2 separate regions of the Mus musculus genome follow, and region 2 is linked to region 1. The links are chromatin loops, found by intact Hi-C in ENCODE. Cell type or tissue: left cerebral cortex. All regions are shown on one strand.

Region 1 (2,500 bases):
TCTCGCGAACCTGCACGACCACCCCGCTGGACGACGATGCCCCCCGGGGATCTGCCGCTGCCACAGCCGCCGCCGCCGCCGCGGTCTCGGCGTCTTTGTGCAAAGGCTCCATGGCTGGACGCGCTCTCCAGGAACCCTGCAGCCGCCCGGGGCACCAGGGCAGACGGCGGCCGGCTGCGGGCTCCTGGCAGCGCGCTATGCGCCCTTCTCAGGAGGCCAGTGCGCTCCGGGTGCTGCGAGGCTGGCGGAGAAGCCCGCCCTCCCGCGCTCCACGCCCCCACTCCGGGCGGAGGGCGGGAGGGGCAGCGTGACACTCTGTGACAGCGCTCCCTCGCCCCTCCCCTCCGGGCCCCTTCCCCGCCCCCTCCACACCTCTCTGCAAAGCCCTTGGTTCACCAGCAATGGAGACCCCAGCAAGGGAAGAAAGCGCAAGGAGAGCGCAAGGATGCTGGTGGTCTAGGTACCCAGAGGGATGGATGTGCCTCACCCTCCTAGCACAGGTGAACTGAGAACCTCACTCAAGGTCCTGGAGAGCTGGGCGTGCACTAGGCTGATTCAGTTGGAAAAGCCTCAAGGTTGAATCTCTCTTCTGGAGTGTGCATTTAATGCTAGGGAGGTGGGGGCTAGGGACGCTTGAAGCCTGAAACCTAGAAACACTTTGCATTTCGAGTCACGGAGAAAAAGCAACGTGTTTCGAGTCACAGATGCTGATAGGACTGGAAGCGAGAAATATAGCTTACAGCTTTATAAACCCATGCATGTCTGCAAGAGATGTTCCCTTCACGCGCCCACACACACACACACACACACACACACACACACACACACACTGTCTCACGTATAAGTTCACACACATAGAAACGAAAATGGAAAGGAATGCTTGCTTGAGGGAGCCACGGAGCTGGTAGTGGGAACCATGCCCTGACCAGTGTGCTGCTGCGGGACATCTGGGCCAGTTATGACTACCTGGTGAAGATGCGGTGCGCCCACAGCGCCCCCTGGTGTTAACGATGCACCGGTGGGAATAAGCGAATAGACTTGGCAAGAGTCCAAACCAAGAGCCTAATTCAGTCTTTTCAATAAGACCCTTCATCTACTCCGATGAAAATGACCTCCTCTAGCGGGGCACGTGCTTCATGGCTGCAATCCCATCCTTGAGAGGTGTAGGTAGGAGGCTCTCTTCCTATCAAATTCAAGACCAACTTGAGCAAGACTACACTTCTAAATAGATAAATATTTTAAGTCTACAAGGTAGCCTGCAGGATTGTAGTCATTACAATGATAGTACCGCAGAGCCAGTGACAAATTGGCTGGGATATGCTGAAGGTTCGAAGGTTCTGGGACTGGGACCTTCCCATGCATCCAACTGTAGGGGAGTTATCAGTCACTAAAGCCCCTCCCAGAAAGTGATGCAGGTCAAGATTTAATGGCCAACAGAAACTACTTGTAGGTATGTTTTATTTTAAATGTTTATCACAGCATCCTCTGTTGGGCAGCATCCCAAACTCTTAACCACATTCAATGCCTGCCTTAACTGTACAAAGCACTACATAGTACTGTGTTTTCTAGATGGAGCAATTAAAGCATAATCGTCCATGATAATGTGGAGCAGGTGATCTCTTTCCAAAACCCATATGCATAAATGACATTTCATCTAAAGATCCCGAAACTAACCTCCATTCTATGAATTCGCAGAATACCTGGATCTCTTTTGGGTTCCCTCTATCATTATTTGTCTCTGAGGAAAATGAACCCAGAGAGGGAAATAGATTTCTATTTCCCCAATTTCCTGTGGCTATCTTTGTGACACCCAGACAGAGCCATTGTGGGTGCCAACACATGGGAGCCTATGATAGCAGGGGGAATCCAGACCTGCAGTAAAGCTGGGCCTGGAGCTGCTAAGGTGGGTAGGAAACAGGTTAGTGCTGGGGGCGGGCAGAGGAATTAGGACTTTATTGTCTGGGAATCGCTGACATTTTAAGTGGACATAGGGCCTCATACGTGTTCTATTTATTCCTACAATGTAACAAGTGACCCTCGAATTGATCAGCTTGACATGGCCGGATTTTGGTTTGTATGTTTTTGTTTTGTTGTTTTGAATGATCATACTCTACGGTGAGAACATAAGAGAGGCGGCATTTCTCCCTCCATTGTCTGCAGATCTGCAGCTGGGAAACTCAAATGGCTGGTGGCTGGAACAGTGAGGACCACAAGATCCACTTCTAAAAATATTCTCTGGTCAGTGGCATCAGGGAGAGAGTTTGAAAGCTGGTTGGCCAGGGGTAGTCCTTCATGCTACCTCCATTGTCCACGTGACCTGGAGGTTTTTACATTAAAATATGGCCGCCAGTTTCTAAGTGAGAACTTGCTGAGAGGAGTCATCCTGAGAGTAGAGACTGCAGAACCATAATGAGTATCACCGCCACTTCTCCAAAAGTTACACAGTATCCTTCTGCATTTCTCCCTTAGGCATTCAACCAGCGACCCACCCAGACTTAAA
Region 2 (2,500 bases), 84 kb after region 1:
CCAGTCAGGAGATATGAAAACGTCTTCTGGACTCAGCAAACACCAAACACACATGATATATAAATATTTATACAGGCAAAACATGCCTGCAATTCACACATTGTAATTTGGTCTGGGAGATTTTCTGTTTTTTAAGTCTGAGATAGGCTAGCCTGCCTGGTTTAGACCCTCTGCAGCAAAGGAGAATTTGCTGGGGTGGTTACCCACGGGATCAGTTACAAGGCAAAGTGGAAGGACCCCACTCCCTGGACTAGGTTAGGGAACAGCCATGTGTCCTGTCTCTCTCTGCCACGAGAGGGTCTCAACAAGGGAGGGCAGGGTTAGAAAAAGAGCAGCAACAGAGGAAGCACAAAGCAGATACCTAGAGCCAGTTCATACCTGCTCAATCAGGAATGATTCATAGACAAGTAGGCCACAGCTCACCAGCCAGTTTGCTGCCAGACATGCAGTTTACCCACACTTTAGGACACAGGCAAGTGGATCTCTGTGAGTTTGAAGCCGACTTCATCTTCATGGCCAGCCAGGGCTTTATAGTGAGACCCTGCATCACGCTCATATAATTATTAAAAAAAAAAAAAGACCAATAATGTTAAAGATTGTAGTGCTACATTAAATAACAAGATCTAACAGTAGCAAGTTTAACAATACCTATAACTTTAATTGTCGATAACCTAAAATATTTTGGGATCTCCCCAGGAAAATATCTGTTGCCGGAGATGGTGTCACACGCCCTTAATCCCAAGCACTCAGGAGGCAAAGGCACATGGATCCCTGTGAGTTCAAGGCCAGCCTGATCTACAGAACAAGTTTCAGGGCAGCCAGGGCAACACTGAGACACCCTGTCCTGTGTTAGCGCGGAGATGGGGGATGAGAACACACGACATCTGTTGTAACTACTACCAACTGTCACGGGTTCTGCTCATTCTCTTGGAATTTATAGTTATGCATTTAAGTTTACTAAGAATGAAAAATCAGGCTTTAGTTGGTTTTCTGTGTCAGCAATGTGGAGGCTGCAAAGCAGAATACTACACTTAGGGTCAGCAGGGTTCGCTCTAGACATACCTAGAAAAAAATGCAAGTGGGTGAGGTGGAATTATTTGGGCGAACAAAAAGCCTTTCTGGGACAAACCGACAAAAGGGGTGGCGCCTGTCAGATTCCCCGGGTCCCCGCCCTGGCCCCTTCCCAGAGGCAGAGACCAGCGTGCACAGGCGCAGTCGCGCTGGGACCCAACCTCCCAAGGACACGTGCTGAAGCCCCGCCCTATGAGCTGAGGCCCCGCCCTCCGCGCGCGAGCTTGGGGGGGCGGTCCCGCCGCTAGGCATCAGTAATCTATCCTGAGCGGAGGCGGCTCTGCACGCTTGCGGGGGAAACCGACACGTTAGCGGAGCGCACCAGCGGCGGCGTCGGGCTGCCGCTGCAGCACGAGAAGGAGGATGGCGGAGGCCTCGGAGAGGCTTTATCGAGTGGAGTACGCGAAGAGCGGGCGCGCCTCTTGCAAGAAATGCAGCGAGAGTATTCCCAAGGACTCCCTCCGCATGGCCATCATGGTGCAGGTGCGACGGGGCCGGGCCGGAGGCGCAGGGCGACGCGGCCTGGGCGGCTGTGTGGGCTCGGGGCCGCCTCACTCCGCCCTGCGGCTCAGCCGGACCGGGAGAGAAGGGCGGGAAAGACCCGCGGCGCTGCCGCGGAGGTCCTTGAGGCCCATTGGGCCGACCCCTTCCGGGACATTGCGCTTACCCTGCAAGAAAAGCCCGGGAAGTAAGAGCATCTGGCGTAAGTGCCTCTGGCTTTGTAAAGACAAGGGGCCTGCCTCTTCGCTGGGTCTGGATGGTCGCAGAGTTTTTGTTTATTTCACTGCCTTCTCGGCGTCGGGGTGGAGGGTGTGCGCGCGGTCTTTAAAGCTGCTCTGATTTGGGCCTATCTTGTCCCGGAAGATTATTGTCCTCCATGAATACAGAAGATTTTTTTTTCCCCTTAAGCCTATTTTTGATGATCCTTTCAACATCCGCTCACTCTCGGTATTTCTATTTTAGTTATGCAAAGCAGTGCCATTTCTTTACAGTGCATTCGCTTTGGGCCTGATTTCTACTTGGAAATAACATTTTCTCCAAACTTCCCGAGGTCTCGGCGCTTTCTGCAGCTATCTGGTCTCTTCACTGACGCTTCCGAGATGGTCAGGAGGTGGTGGGATGACGGGTCCTGGCGTTCCAGTGGCTCCTGCCTCCTAGGCTTCTGGTTTTGCAGATTCCTTCCCGTCTTTGCTAGTGTGGTTCTCACCTGCCCTGTTCCCACCTCCCCCAAACACTCAGTTACCCAAGCTCACGCTGCTAATGGTCGAGGCAATTGATTTCCCTTGCTGTCCAGCTGCAGTAATGTGTTTTAGAAGAGGCAGGCTAGCCCTCAATGGGGCTTCAGTTCTTAAGGGGGGGAGGGAAGGGGGAAAAGACATTCACCCAGTGGGTACCAAGATACCACACTGCTTCTATTATTTCTCCTTAT

The links. A loop is a pair of places that touch in the nucleus more often than their neighbours do. Peaks named below come from ENCODE experiments on the same cell type or tissue, not always from the same donor. Only the 100,000 strongest peaks of a DNase experiment are listed, where the experiment ranks them.
Region 2: it touches region 1 in a loop (4-fold over the local background); 10 of 42 quality-filtered maps call a loop at or near these places.

Annotation. Positions count from the first base shown.
Region 1 is chr1:180,483,218-180,485,717 of GRCm38, forward strand. It overlaps Stum (mechanosensory transduction mediator), which reads right to left and starts at 287. Exons shown (of 4, transcript NM_001081227.2): 1 at 1-287. The coding sequence starts at 112. In left cerebral cortex, a CTCF peak has its summit at 1,012 (motif pointing left); DNase peaks (open chromatin) are centred at 313 and 810; H3K4me3 peaks cover 697 bases; H3K27ac peaks cover 704 bases.
Region 2 is chr1:180,567,600-180,570,099 of GRCm38, forward strand. Parp1 (poly (ADP-ribose) polymerase family, member 1) reads left to right here and starts at 1,292. Exons shown (of 23, transcript NM_007415.3): 1 at 1,292-1,554. The coding sequence starts at 1,435. Gm31986 (a long non-coding RNA gene) reads right to left here and starts at 1,300. Exons shown (of 4, transcript XR_001779573.2): 1 at 379-1,300. In left cerebral cortex, no CTCF peak of the experiment used is centred here; DNase peaks (open chromatin) are centred at 1,270, 1,720 and 2,054; H3K4me3 peaks cover 1,754 bases; H3K27ac peaks cover 1,454 bases.